Linked DNA regions of Mus musculus: region 2 is linked to region 1. A link is a loop called in an ENCODE intact Hi-C map of the cell type or tissue named here. Cell type or tissue: left cerebral cortex. All regions are shown on one strand. Each heading gives the region's core, and the rest is flanking DNA. Links, peaks and the distances in the headings are about the cores only.

Region 1 (7,682 bases), core at 882-5,881:
AAATCCTTGCCACTGAAGAATAAAATGCATTGCTGTCAATGTGCCAAGCAGACACACTCCATCTTTTAGAGTAAGGTGGAGGAGTAAGTGGTGGAGGGAAGAGAGGCCCTGATGGTAGAGAAAAACTTTCTTTCACGGAGGGGCAGCTGGGGAGTCTTCTTGGAGAAAGTGGTCCTGAGACAATCCTTGGAGGGTGAGAATGACCCACAAGTTCCAAGTGAGAAAGGTTTTGTGGGTTGTGGATATTGCTCACAAAAGCCCATCAGATCAAGACACGGGGGATGCCAATATTTGGAATTCAGATAGCCCTGGAGGGTTCTAGGAGAGCTTGTTAGGTGATAAGCTTAGAAATTAGATCTTGAGGGGCCGAGAATCAAATAAATTACATTGACATCAAAGGACCTGGGGTGCACAGTTCTCTTTTTGAAGTCAGATGGAGATAAGTGGAAGAGGAGTCGGTGAGGCTACTGACAAGCGGGTCTTCCTGGGGTGGTAGGAACCTGTGGAGCAGGGCAGGCTGGAAATGGGAGACAGAGGCTTCCAAAGCAAGAGCAAGAGCCCGGCTGGGTACTACTGGCAGGGATACAACAAACTGGGTAACAAGAAGGAGGAAGTCAGTGAGGATTCTGAGTTTTCAGATGCAAGCGTTGTGTGTTGGGGGTTGTCAAGTGGACTAAGAGCCCGAGGAAGGGAGGGCTTGGATCACATGCTATGGGGACATCACATGCTATGGGGACATCACATGCTATGGGGACATCACAGGTTCACAGTTCTGCTGAGGTCTGACTCTCCACAACATGCTGTGTCCTTTCGTGTTATTCCAAGAAAACGACCTAAATTTAGTGCAAACAGCTAAATCAAACGAGTCCAGACCATAACCAAATGTCTCCTTCATCCTCCTTGGCCCCCTTTCTTCTCTTGTCACTTGTTGGAATTAGTGTTCTCTGACCTCAGAGCTGAGATGGGCGGCAGTACAGTGGATTGTCTCTGTTGGGAAATGGGCACAAACGTTGGGAAAACCAGACCTTAGGCTCTGTAACCGCCATCATGTATACCAGCCAAGGGATGGAAGTAGTGGATGAAATGAGTTTCATGGGTGTTCAGAAGACCTGTGTTGCTTGGCTGTGCTGGCTGGTCAGAGCTCTCTGGAGAGAGCTTCATGGGAACATGGCTCCATTCTGTGGAACGCCCTTCATGACTACCATCGGACTGAGGTCCATGTCCCTGGAAGAACTAGCTAAATAAACCAGGGCATCTCTGTTGTCTTGCTTTTGGTTCCTGATCCCCCTTCTACTCTCATAGTGTATCTGATTATTGAGAAATTAAATTGTTCACAGAACAGACACTTTCTGGGGAGGACTGGCAGCCTTCATAGGTAGATGAAAGAGTCCATAGACCATGAGGTGGTGGCTATAGTCCAGGTGAGGATGAGGACGGTCAGGATACTTTGGAGAAGGAATTCACAAAGTCTGGCAATTATTAAGATATTTATTTTTAAATAATAAAAAAAGATGCCTATATGTAGCCCAGGCTGGCCTCCCCAGGCTGGATTCTTTTGCCTCACCTTTCACAGTGGTATAATTACAAGTGAGTGTCACTTGCATCAGAATAGTCTTATTTTAGCCCTGCTTTTCAATTAATGGCCATGAACTCACTGTTGAGTTGGGTGGAGTCTGAGAGGCCAGAAGGATGACTTTAGCCTAAAGCTTGACTGTGTGGGTCTATACGCTGACAGTCCTATGGGAGAAAGATTAGAGTTCTTGGATACAAATGGATACCTGAAATCTCAGCCAAAAGAAGAGGCTGGAGAAAATGGTGTTGGCTACTGCTCTCCCAGGAGACCTCTCTCTCTCTCTCTCTCTCTCTCTCTCTCTCTCTCTCTCTCTCCACACACACACACACACTTTAGAATAAAGCACAATAAAAATGTCACCATGTTGACTGCTGTACTAGTTTAGGCTTCCTGGATCCTGGACTAGAGATGCTGAGATGGGCTTTGAAGAATAAGACATCCAAGAGCGATAGCGAGGTATACAGTGCTGGTGACAAGAGATGTTTGGATATATGCTGGGTCTAAATATAGAGTCCAGAAGTTCCCAGTCTTTGCTCAGTAGTTGACAGTAGCGGGTCATAAGGTAATGTTGGTAGCTATCAGAGCGAATGAATTCTTAGGAGATGGAGGAATAAAGTTCTAGGAGGGAGTCAGACCTCAGGATGGCTGGAGGTGAAGACCTATGTCCCGCAGAGGCGGTGGCATAGGTCTGGGGTACACAACTAGATATAATTGGGAAAGGAAAGACTTCTTGAACATGAAGGCCGCTAAGCTTGTTCAGGCCACACACACACACCACAGCAGCCAAGTCAACAAAAGAACTCAGGAGGTGTTAGAAGCCTTGGCCTATATGCGGCATCCTAGGAGCCCAAGAACCCCCTGCACATCACTCAGTTCCTTTGAAGCGATGATCCCATTCTGCCAGCTTCTCCCTCCCGTTACTCCCTGAGCCCCGGGATGGCAGAAGAGGACCTTTCAGAGGATGTGGCTGTGATAGCAATGTGACAACGACATGAGTTTAATAACGATGTCCCCATTTTTACTGGTTCTCCTCTCTCTGACAAGAGGTGGAGCGGCCATCTCAGTACGCCTGGCATGAGACACCGTGGCCTTCCTCACGCAGGACCACGACCCCGTTCTGCGGTAGCTGCAGCCAAAGGCTCTGTTGGGGGGGGGGCGGAGGGAGTTGGCCTCCCGGGCCGGGCTATCCAATCCCTTCTCGCAGATTTCCCTCCGCTGGCCCGCAGCGGCGTCTCGTGGATTCGCGCGCGGGCTCGGGCGGGCGGCGCGAGCCCGGGTATTGCGAGCCCCCGCGCGCCAGGGAGCGGCGCATGCGCGGGCGTCCCGCGAGCCCGCTGAGGCGATCCGAGCCGCGGCGGCGCCGGGAAGCCAGCGACGGAGCTGTGAGGGACCGAACGGCGGCGCGGGGACGGTGGAGACGGACAGGTGGTGAGCCCTCGCCCGCGTCGCCAGGGGCTCCTCGGCCGCCCGTGGAGTCTCGCGGTCGGTCAGGACGTGGCATCCGGCGGTGGCGGTGGCATCCCGGACGGCCTGTGAGGGATGCGCCGCCTACTGCCCCGCGCCGCCTGACCGCCCCCGCCTTGCCTCGCGGTGCGCCACAGCCGGGCCCGCGGCCGCCCCTGCGGCCGTCCCCTGCGAGCTGTCACCCAGCCGCCGCGCCCGCGGGGCTGCGCCCGGCCCGGCCATGTGGACCCCCACGGAGGAGGAGAAATACGGCGTAGGTAGGTGAGGCTGGGGCCTGGCAGCGGCGGGGGCTCGGGGGCACGTGCCCAAGTCCCGGGCCCCGCCTCGATTGCTGCTGCCCCGGCTCCTCCGCCCCTGCCCGCACACTGTGCGGCCTCGGCGCGGGGCGGGTGCGGTACCAGCGCGGGGATGGGCCCGGGGCTCTGGGTGCGGGAGGGCGGCAGGGGGCGCTGGCGGTGCGGCCTCAGCAGGTGCGGCGGGCGGGCGGGCGGGCGGGCGAGCGGGAGGGGCCGCAAGGCCGGGGCAGTTGCGGGAGGTTTGTGATGTGAGGCGCTGGACAGTTTACCCAGGAAGATGCATCTTCAGCAGTCAAAACCTTGATTTTAGTGAATTTCTGCACCAAGGTTGATGAGCCCGATGGTTGTTTATTTTCCGATTGGAAGCTTACAAAAAAGGATGCAAAACGTTGACCTCATTCGCTCAGTCTAAAATGATGCAGATCTTTATTTTGCTTTAAGGGTTAGAAATAGTTCCTCTACTACTGTGGGAATTGTTTTGGACATACATCATTGTTAAAGTTTAGTGCATTTTGCTGACATTTTTTAAAAAAACAAATCTGTTTTCAAATGAGAACGATACTCCTTAGTTTCTTCTTAAACTGTTAGGTGAAACTCCCGAAGGTTAACGATTTCTTTTAATATTCCATTTCTTTAAAAAAAAATTCAGTTTTTAAGGGACTGAGTGTTTTATCTTTACAATGTTAGTATTTCGTGGCCAGCCACTTTACATCATTGTAAATAACCTATTGGATTTGGTTACAAATATTTAAAATGTGGAGTGTGCAGGGTTTTTTGTTCTTAGCTTGTAATGGAAAATTTTAGAAAATGTATAGGAAGTATATTGCTTAAAGGCAAATTATTATTTCAATCAATGCAACAGTTCTAACAGCATTTCCTTAATAATTCATTATAAAGAAACTTTGTAAACCGCAGTGGTTTTGTAAAGTGCAATCGTTTTGTAATACCATCAGGCAAGGTATGTAAAAATACTGTTTATAGTAGAGGGGCCCTCTATCTTCTTCTGAAAACTAACATTCTAAAGTTTATAATTAGCTATGCTACAGAGGACCTGGTAAAAGACCCCAAGTTCTAGAGTCTTTTGAAAAGGAATTAGGAAATGGTGCACAGGCCAGGATTCACCCCTAGGGACTCTTTTACCTTTTCTATTTAAAGCATTCCTTGAATACTAAGTTGCTACTGTGAAATGAGGAGTTGATGGTTCTTCTGCTATCAGAACTACTTAATTAGAATAACAAACAATCAGTGTGAAAGTGGTCAGCTGTCCAGTGGTACTTGATAAATTTTTCCCTTCTGGGGAGGAACTCTCAAGTAATGCTGATAGTGGGATTCAGAGTGCTGGCTTCTTTTTTACTGGTGCTTTGGGAAAATTATGTAAATAATTTTCTTAATGTGTAAATGAGGGCTCGTGTTAACATATCTTACAGGGTTGTGAAAACCAAACAAGTACACACTAAGTAGTTTGTAAATGTTAATCTCCCCATTAATACTTAGACAGTGATGACACTATATAATGGTGTGTTAGTTCTGAGTCTGGTAATTCAAAGCAATCAGATGGAATGAGATTAGCTTTAGAAAAAATTGTCATTCCCTGCAGAGGAGCATAGGATTGCATACACCTTAGATCTTAAATGGCCTGTTGTTACTCTGACGATAGTTTCTTTGTAGCTGTGGTCTGGTATAATTTTGATGCTTTCTTTCTTTCTTTCTTTCTTTCTTTCTTTCTTTCTTTCTTTCTTTCTTTCTTTCTTTCTTTCTTTCTCCTCTTCTTCTTCTTCTTCTTCTTCTTCTTCTTCTTCTTCTTCTTCTTCTTCTTCTTCTTCTTCTTCTTCTTCTATAAAAAAGCAACTACTGGATATTTCTCTAACAGTTTTTTCCAACTGTCATTTCCTATTATGGTCTAAAAGTTTTTGTTTAAATTGCTTAAAACTCCGGACTTCCTCCCCTCCATAAACTTAGGGGCCGCACTCCTAGGTGTTTTCTAAAAATCTAATTCAATCTGTAAGATATGTTCAATATTGTACTTAATAATGATAAAAAGGCAATACAATTAATTTTTAAATTAGTTTTCCATTTGTTTGATTTCAAGCTAAGGACTAGCTTGAAAGTTTAACTATTACCACTGTTTCTATAAGAAAATGTTTTGAGTTCAGCTTTCTAAAAGTAAACATTCATGTATTTGTTGGTGTGGAGAATGGGTGTACCCATACTATGACATGCAGGTGGAGGTCATAAAACACCTTGAGGAGTTTGGGGTTTTTCCCCTTTACTGTGTGTGTTTTGGGGATTGAACTCAGGTCATCAGACTTGCTGGCAGGTGACTTAGCCCACTGAGCCATCTCACTGAATTTAACAGAGATTTAGTTTCTAAAGGTCTGTGGGTAGAGCCTGGTGTGGTTCATATCACCTTGAATTCAGGAGATCCAAGGATCAGGATTTTGAGGAGGCATCAGAAGGAGGGAAGAAAGAAAGAAAGGATGAAAGAAGGAAGGAAAGGGAAAAAAGATCTGTAGTATAGAGGAGTCTGAGGTGGGAAAGATCCACTGTCTACAATATTTGAGTCAATTCACTGGTTCCTAGAATAGCCTGAAGATAGTGGCTTCATTGGTTATTTTATGGCCCTTCAATCACAAGAGGGAAGCCCAGTTTTTGAAACCTCTGGGAGAGAACCAATACCTCTTTTTGAGGCAAATCCAGAACTTTAATTTGTTCTTAAACACAAGGATATAATCTATAATTTATAATCATTGGTTTAATATTTGCAGAGAATGTTAACATTAAAATTTTTACTTTATTTTATTTATATGTCTGTTTTTTGTGTCTGCCAAGTTTGTTCCAGTGTTCACAGAGGGCAGAAGAAGGTGTCAGAACCTCTAGAGCTGGAACTCAGGCATTTGTGAGCTGCTAGACATGGATGGGTGTGGGAATCTGAACTCCAGGTCCTTTGGAAAATAGCACATCTCTTAACTTCTGAGCCAGAAGTTTCAGGTCCAGATGTAGCATCTTTAGACACATCCTAAAGCACAATGGTCTGAAAAGAAGCCATTGAGGTTGGAAATGCCTCATATTCACACTCCGTGTCTACAGTGGTGTTGAACATTAACTTTCAATAGCTTCTGAATCTTCTGAAATTTGTATCTTTATTGTTGATAGTAAGAATGTTTAAAATTATTCCTACTGTGTAAACAGCAGTTGGTCTGCTATATTAGGGATTTATTTCCAGTGTTACGATTTTACCGTAGTGAACAAGCCTATTTATGATTGTGCTCTCAAGTCTCTTGTATACCTCCCTCCAGACAAATTATGTGTTGAGAAGCAATATTTTGTAAAGTTTTTGCACATAGTCTCTGAAGACATTTTTTAATTTTTAAAACATACATAAATACGTCACCACTTATTTTAGCAGTGGCCCAGGTACTTGTTATATTACACATTAGGATATTTTAGTGAGGATAATGACTTTGTTGGGAAATGAGTCTTTCAGAAACTTCCCGTTTTCCTGTTTGTCTACAGTGCTATAAAATCTCAACCTACTTCCACATACTATCCTCCTCTTCTCTCAGTACTCATTTATGTGTTTTTGCTAGTGAGTGAGAAACAACATTTGTGGTAAAATTACAGCATGATAAACATAGATGTAGTACTGCATCTTTACCAGTTGTGTATTTGACCTTCTCTACTCAAGTGGAGCCCATATTATTACTGCACAGCTGTAATAATAACAAGGGTATTCTCCCCCCACCCCCAAGACAGGGTTTCTCTGTATAGCCTTGGCAGTCCTGGAACTTGCTCTATAGACCAGGCTGGTCTTAAGCCTACAGAGAGAGATCTGCCTGGCTCTGTCTTCCAAGTGCTGGGATTGAAGGTGTGCACCACCAGTGCCCAGTTAGAATATTGTTATTGCTAACTAGAATTGATGACTTCATGTACATTCCTATACATCTTTGTTTTTCCCTCAATATAAATTGCTTGGATTATACCTTTCACCAGGTCAATTTAAAATTAAGAAAATATGTGTATGGGTATTCCAACTTCATATTTCTGTGTATTATGTGCATGCCTGCTGTCCAGGGAGGCCATAAGAGGATATCAGATCCCTTGGGACTGGAATTAGAGATGAATGTGAGCTGCCATGTGAGGGCAGCTAGTGCTCTTAAACCATTGAGCTATCTCCAGCTCCACTAGTGCAATTTTTGGCCTTTAACAGATCATAGAGAAAATACAGCTTAAGGTTCTATAGTTTGATCTCTAGAAAGGAGCCACATGTGGAAGGAGAGAACCAACCCCTGCAAGTTGTCCTCTGACTTTCTCACACATGTTATAGCACACATGTGCTCAGACACACTTGT
Region 2 (7,682 bases), core at 1,752-6,751, 230 kb after region 1:
TATATAAGGGTTCATTTTAGCTTCCACTCTTTCCCAAAGTGTCAAAAGTGTCAATTTTCTATACTTAACCATAAAAGAGCCTTATCTAATTGAAAAAAATAAAATATACTTGTTTCTGTATAAGAGTAAGAAATCCTTTTCTCTTCAAACTTACTGGTACACATTCAGCCACCAGACCAGATGATTTAAATTCTTTTTTTCATTAATTATTTATTCAATTTACATACCAACTGCTGCCCCCTGGAGCCCATCTCACATTGTGGCTTCCCCCATTTCTCCCTCCCCTTCTCCTCTGAGTGGGTGCCCACCCCACCCTCCATACCCTTGCACATCAAGTCTCTGCAGGGCTATCCTCTCCCACTGAGGCCAGCAGACAAGATAGCCTAGTTAGGAGAATTGATTCCACAGACAAGCAACAGCTTTAGGGACAGCCCCTGCTCCAGTTATTGTGGGACACACATGAAGACCGAGCTACGCATCTGCTACATACATGTGGGGGGCCTAGGTCCAGCTTGTATGCTGTTTGGTGGTTCAGTCTTCGAGAACCCCCAGTGATCCAGGTTAGTTGACTCTGTTGGTCTTCCTGTGGAATTCCTATCCCCTTCAGGGCCATCAATCCTTTTCCTTCCATAAGAGTCCCTGAGCTCTATACAATGTTTGGCTATGGTTTTCTGCATCTGTTTAGTTAGTTGCTGGGTGGAACTTCTCAAAGGACATTTATCCTAGGCTCCTGTTTGCACATGTAACAGTATCATTAATAGTGTCAGAGATTGGTGTTTGCCCATGGGATGAGTCTCAAGTTGGTCAGATTATTGGTTGCCCTTTCCCTCAATCTGTGCTTTGTCTTTGTCCCTGCATTTTTTGTAGGCAGGACAAATTTTGGATTAAAAGTTTTGTGGTGGGTTGGTGTCCTTATTCCTTCACTAAGTGGCTATAGCAGATGGCCTCTTCAGATTCCATATTCCCACTGCTTTGAGTCTCAGCTAAGGTCACCTGCATTGATTTCCTGGGATCTTCCTCCATCCCAGGTCTCTGGCATGTCCTAAAAATGCCTCCCACCCCAGCTGCAGAGTTCCATTCATTCTCTTGACTCTCTGGGTCTCTCTCCTGTCTTTCCCCACTTTGATACTGTAACCTTCCCATTCCATTCCCCTGTCCTCTCCCACCTAGATCCCTTCCTCCATCTGCTTCCTATGACTATTTTATTCTCCTAAGTGAGATTCAAACATCCTCGCCTGGCCCTTCCTTCTTGTTTAGCTCCTTTGGGTCTGTGGAGTGGAGCATGGTAACTGTATTTTATGACTAATACCCACTTATCAATGAGGACATACCATGCATATCCTTTGGGGTCTGAGTTACCCCACTCAAAATATATTCTAGTTTTATCCATTTGCCTGCAACACTTATGTTGTCCTTGTTTTTAATAGCTAAATAATATTCCACTGTGTAAATGAACCACAATTTCTGTATCCATTCTTCAACTGAAGGACATCTGAGTTGTTTGCAGCTTCTAGCTATTATGAATAAAGCTGCTGTAGACATAGTGGGCCATGTGTCCTTGTAGTATGGTGGAACATTTTTTAGGTGTATGGCCAGGAGCAGTATAGCTGGGTCTTCAGGTAGAACTATTTGCAGTTTTCTGAGAAACAGCCAGAATGATTTCCAGAGTAGTTGTACACGTTTGCACTCTCACCAGCACTAAAGGACTGTTCCCTTTGCTCCACATCCTTGCCAACATATGCTGTAGCTTTGAGTTTTTTTATCTTAGCCATTCTGATGGGTGTAAGATGGAATCTCAGGATCGTTTTGATTTGCAGTTCCTTGAAGACTAAAGACATTGAAGATTTCTTTAAATGCTTCTCAGCCATTCGAGATTCCTCTGTTTAGCTCTGTATCCTAATTTTTATGAGCCATAAAATGTGTCCTTCTGTTATAGATGTAACAACGAGAGTGAATGGACCCAGATTCATGAGAACATCATCCGAAAGTCAAGTACCAAGTACTCTGCCCCCAGTGCCAGCCATGGTGATGTATTTCTTTGGCTAGAATATTTTGTGTTACATTTGTATGTGCTAATTTGTAGCCACTGTAGTGGTTGGTGTTGATTGACAGTGCTGTGTAAAGTTTTTTTCCTATCCACATTGTTTCCTTCCTAGGAATTTCCTAGTAGTATTTCTTTATGTAGTCACTTATGACCTTTTTAGCATCTGCTGATTAAAATAGTTTGATCTTTTTAATAATAAATTCTATACACTTTGCCAACTTGAACTCCAGTCCAGGGGGGGGGGGTGTTTTAAGGTTTATTGCATTGCAAAGTCTGTTTTCTTTAACAAAAAGACAAATATCAGTATCAATTTTCTTTCTGTTCCTGTTGAATGTCAGTATCATGAAGAAAGCCTGACAGTAATGAGTTAGTGAAGAGTCTGGAACTGGAAAGCAAGTCTTTGAAAGCAGCTTTCATCTTAATCAACTTCATTTCTTTTACCTTCTTTTTAACCTATGTTTAAATAATTTATATATGAATCTCAGTGAAATTTTACACTGTGGATTGTCTTCTAAGTTGAATATTAAATTAAAACTAGTACTTAAAAGCACAAGAGCTTTTATATACTGTTGTAATTATATACTTTAATTTATGTAGAATGGTGTTTTCCTGAGTTTCGACCTTCAAATTATTTTATAACCTCTTTTACCTAATTTCTCTTTTAATCTTTATAGCACTTGTTGGAAATTAAAAATCAGTTTTATATGACAGTATAAAACCTCCACAAAGCCTGGCAGGTTTTCTTGATAGATACTTCCCAGGTGGGAGGCTTTCAAAGGAGATCTATAGCAGAGACTACAAAAGTTGAGACCTTCACTGAGGACCAATTAATTTCTCTAAATCTATAGTATGTGAGTCCTGAGAGCCTCTTTCATGGTTTTATTATTATCATTTGACAACATTGGATGTTAAACCTAGGGCCTTGAAGTTTGTCTAAGTTCATGAATGCACAGCTTGTAGAGTTCATCCACAGCGTTCTGAATTGTGTGGGAGCTGGCAGACCCAGGCAAGGGTGCTGTGACTTTAGTCTGTCTGTGGACTAATTTTGTGTGATGTTGAAATTGCCTTAATTTTTTTTAGCTTTCTATTTGTGCTTCTTCAAAATAAGTAATATTTTCTACTTTGATTATTTTTCTAAGAAAACTATCAGGGCAGTGGTGTAGGTTAATGATAATGTGCTTAACATGTAATCTTAGGTTCTAACTCTAGCACTGTGGCAGGAGTGATGGAAAGGAGAGCAAACTTGCAGTCTTTCTTAGTACCATGCAGTGGGCAGATGTGTGGTTCTGAATAAGAAAATGTTTTGTTCCTGTAGGTCTTATTATTTCCCTTCAGCTTTTTCGTGGTGACATGGAACAGATCCGGAGAGAAAATCCCATGATATTTAATAGAGGATTAGCAATTACAAGAAAATTGGGATTTCCTGATGTTATTATGCCAGGTAGGAAGAACTGTTTGGGGATTGGGGAGGGAGGTGCATTTACAGGATGGAGTTTAGTGCTCCTTTCTTAAGCAGGTGGTAGGCCATTCAGGTGAGCTATTTAAGTCTCTGCCTCCCAAGTCAGGTAGATGAGTGTAGTTTCCCGCAGTAGACCTCTGGGTTTTATAAGCATTTATTCTTTACCAGAAGCCCATACCATGCTCCTCAGTGTAATGTGACAGAGAGTTCAGAGATAGGCTTTGGGGATTTTTGGTGATAATAGTATCAACATGAAATTTTTTCATAGACATGTGTTTTTGTAACCACGTCTTCCATCACATTCCCTAGCTGAGGATTACTGTACAAGAATTTCCTGCTTAAGGGGTGTAATTTATCAAAATATGTGCTTACACTATCAGAGACTGTCATTCATGTAGGAATTACACTTACATTTTAATGTAGCAGAAAATAGATCACACAAACAGTATACACAGATTTAGGTGCTCTACATATTACTGCCTGGTCCTTTTCTCAGTGTCTATGGATGTCCAGGGGAGAAAGTGGGGATGCGTTGCCTCTTGGGTATGCTCTACTAGGTAATAAATACTAGGCTCATGTTGTCTACTGAGTGGACTGAGGTAGAACCAAATGGGCTGCTAGAGCTGAAGCAGCTCTTAGACGGGAAAGGGCTGGGTCGTGATTGATGGCAGGGAGTTCGATAATCAAGATGTGAAGACATAGGGATCTCTGACCAGGCAAATTCCTGGTTGTCTGGATACAATCTGGAAGAGGCAGACCAACCCTCAGTTGAGTTTTAATTCCTTGTACAAATCTTGTTTTGCTGAGACGAGCCAGGTCAGGACGGACTGAATTGTCACTACTCCAGATGTCATCTGTTAGTTCTTCTTGCTTCTTCACTAATCCTCTTGTTAGAAACATTCACCAATATTCACCCAAAGATGAATGTGACTTAAGCATAAAGAAGGCCCACAAAGTGGGTTCTGCTGCCTTCCAGCTACTCCATCTTGCCCAGATTTATTTTATGTTGCCTTCATTGCCTCCCCATGGACACTGAGTGCAGAGCAAGCTACTGTGCACGGCCTTTATTTCCTGCTCAGGAACACAGGGGGCTCTTTGGATGGCAAATTTAGGCCAGCTAGATCAATTATGTTTATTGCTAAGTGCTAGGAGACTCCATGCTTATGAAGGGCCTCCATCTGTCTGTTGTACAGGTGAGTATTCCTTTGGAATACTCCTATACTTTTCTGATCCCAGTCTTCAGACCTGTCTATTCCCCATAATCAGGGAAAGAAAAGCTCAAACGACACTCTCTAGCTTTGCAGCCATGGTTTTGAAAGGAGAATAGAGGCTTACCAAGATTGATCTAACAACCTTTCAGAATTAGATGTCAAGGTACTAACTGTGGAATTATGTGAGTCCTTTAAGTCCTTTCTTTCTTCTAAGTTTTTTTGTAGACTATTTGGACATTAATTTCCTAATAGCTTTTGGAATTAAAACTAACCAGAATCTGGAAAGAAATAAACTCCAGTCAAAATTGTACATAAAGCCTGGGAGATAGCTCAGGTAGCAAGTAGAGTCCTTCTCTTTTAAGCAGTTGCATGTGTATGTATGTGTATACACTTGCGTACATATGTGTGCATGTCTGTGTGCCCATGAGTATGTGCACTCATGTGTTTATGTATTGTGGTCGGTCCATCTTGGGAACAATGACTGTAGGAAGAAAAGCCTTGGAATGTAATAAGTCCTAGCCACCCCTCCTTCTGAAACTGGGGCACTCTTCTTCTAAGAGAATATTATTCCTGGATTGCAAAAGTCCCTCAGCTTCCCAGTACTGGCCAGCTTACAAGAAGTTGCAACTTCATCTTCTTGACACATGGACACATGGCACAAGAACAGAAAAGAAACTATGTCAGTAACTGTGAGCTTATCAACACTAAAGTCTGAGAAATTATAGTAAATGAAAAATTAGAATCACTCGTAAGCTGTGATCCTTATTTTTAAAGTACCCAGCATTTGGCAGAAACTACCAGATACTCATATGGAGAGGTCTATTTCTGTTGGGCTGGCCCAGATAGAGCCCTATCAAAACATGATGCTAGATAGAGCTGCACGGAGGAGTTAAGCCAGACTCTGGCCCAGGTATCTCACATGTCATCTCTGAAATGGTCTTTCTGACATCTTTTCATTGCTTTCCATGAGAGTTTATACACGTCAGGTGGGTGTTATTACAGGTTGGCCCTACCACATGTAGCTCATAGTTTGTTCTTGCAAGAGCACACGCGCATGTGTGTGTGTGTGTGAGTTTGTTTTCATATGTCTGTGTACATATATGTTTACATAGAAGCCAAAGGTTGACACTAAGTATTTTCTGTCACTTGTTTTGACACAAGGCTTGTCACTGAACCTGGAGCTCACCAGTTGTCTAGGCCAGCTGGCAAGCAAGCCTCAGGAAACTTGTGTCTCCATGCTCTCCACAGCAGACTTACAGACACGTGCTGCTGCGGCTGGCTTTTTACATGGCACTAGGGATCTGAATTTAGGCCCTCATGCTTGTGCAAGTATCGTGGTACCAACTAAGTCATCTCTTCATTTATTTTAAACTAAGCACATAAAACCTTTTATTGGATAATCACAATAGTTTTTGTTTTCTCCTTTCTTCAAGATTATTTTTATCCAGTATAAAAGCTAATGACTCTATAGCACACCCTTAGTCCTTCCCTGTGTTCTAAAAAGATGATGAGTAGGAAAGACTGGGTTAGGACAGATGTTCCAGGGGAACAAGTAGATATTCATATCATTCCCCAGGACTCATGGGTCAGCATCTAGTCACAATAATGCCTCAGAGATTTCTGGCAGCAAATGTACTGTACCATGCTTCAAGTATCCTGTTGAAGAAGCTGCTGTTCCCTTCCTCTAGACCATACTTTAGCCAGCAGCAGTGTGCCTCTTATATCTTTCCTAGAAAGCCTGTGTCCTGAGGTTAGTGGAACTCCAGAGTTCTTTTGTGGTTCTATGAGAACTACAGTGGTTTAAAGCCTTGAATTTCTAAGGGTCTTTAGTCTCTAGTTGATATGGGTGAAGTTTCAAACTAGTTGGTCTTCTATCTTAATATAAAAGTCCACTTATGCATTAGTATATTGTTCTAACTAGAATAATTCTTCCCCCAAAGCAATGGTTCTTTGCTGTCAGTGTGAATCAGAATCACTTGCAGGACTTAGGAAAATAGATTATTGTAGCCACCTCAATTGTTTATGAGTTTTTGAGTCAGGGCCTAGTAGTTTGATTTCTTACCAGCTCTTAGGTAATGGTGGTACTGGTTTGGGAACCTCTTTAAGAACTGTGTCTTAGGACTGAGAGATGGTTCAGTAGTTAAGGGTATTCACTGCTCTTGAAGAAGGCTGGGTTTCAGTTCCCAGTTCTCATATTATATGGGTCATAAGTACTGTAACTACAGCTTCAGGGCATCTGACTCTCTCATGTGCGTTTCAAAGACATAAAGGTACATATGTGCATGCATGTACACACACACACACACATACACAAACACATTTAAAAATTAAAAAAGATTTTTGAAAGAACCATGTTTTAGGGCTGACCAGATGGTTCATGGAGTAAAAGTACTTGCTGCATAAGTCTTGAGTTTGGTGCCCAGAACCCACGATGGAACTAGCTCCTGAAAGTTGTCCTCTGACTTCTACACATACATCAGAGCTCCCATAAACCCATACTCATACACACATCATGCATGCATACACACTCACAATAACAGTAAATGAAATTTAAATTCAAGAGAAAGTATACCATAACTTAGAAAGTACTCTGCATTGGGTGTGAGTAGTTTGTTCCTGCTGAGTCAGATCTAAGTTCAACAGGAGTTGTCCCTGGGTTGCTCTGGACTTGCACATTAGAGAACAGCTGTGCACACTCACCAGCCCTCTTAAGGGCCCTCTGATTTTTGCCTTTTGCTGTAAATACACTCTTGTCATTTTCTTTGATCCTTAATAAAAAGTGCATGTTTCATCACTGACCTACAAGTGATGTTTCTTTCTCTTTTCCTGTTTGTCTTAATTGTTCTTGTTTCTTGTTCTCTGTGCTGTCCCCCTCATTCTCGCCCCTTTCTTTGTGATGCAGAGATGAAGATAGTTGGGTGTAAGTTCTTGATTTTGTGTGTCCTGACTGCTTTTTGCCTGCCTTGTT

The links. Peaks named below come from ENCODE experiments on the same cell type or tissue, not always from the same donor. Only the 100,000 strongest peaks of a DNase experiment are listed, where the experiment ranks them.
Region 2: a loop joins it to region 1, with 2.1 times the contacts of the local background. A loop is called at or near these places in 3 of 42 quality-filtered maps.

Annotation. Positions count from the first base shown.
Region 1 is chr9:107,227,084-107,234,765 of GRCm38, reverse strand. It overlaps Dock3 (dedicator of cyto-kinesis 3), which reads left to right and starts at 2,857. Exons shown (of 53, transcript NM_153413.2): 1 at 2,857-3,294. The coding sequence starts at 3,258. In left cerebral cortex, for the core only: CTCF peaks have their summits at 3,463 (motif pointing right) and 4,445; DNase peaks (open chromatin) are centred at 2,863 and 3,452; H3K4me3 peaks cover 2,808 bases; H3K27ac peaks cover 1,738 bases.
Region 2 is chr9:107,001,134-107,008,815 of GRCm38, reverse strand. Dock3 (dedicator of cyto-kinesis 3) reads left to right here. Exons shown (of 53, transcript NM_153413.2): 13 at 1,937-2,025; 14 at 3,360-3,485. Among named protein-coding and RNA genes, the nearest start is that of Gm22454, 92 kb to the left of the region's middle. In left cerebral cortex, for the core only: a CTCF peak has its summit at 4,528; a DNase peak (open chromatin) is centred at 5,441; H3K27ac peaks cover 326 bases.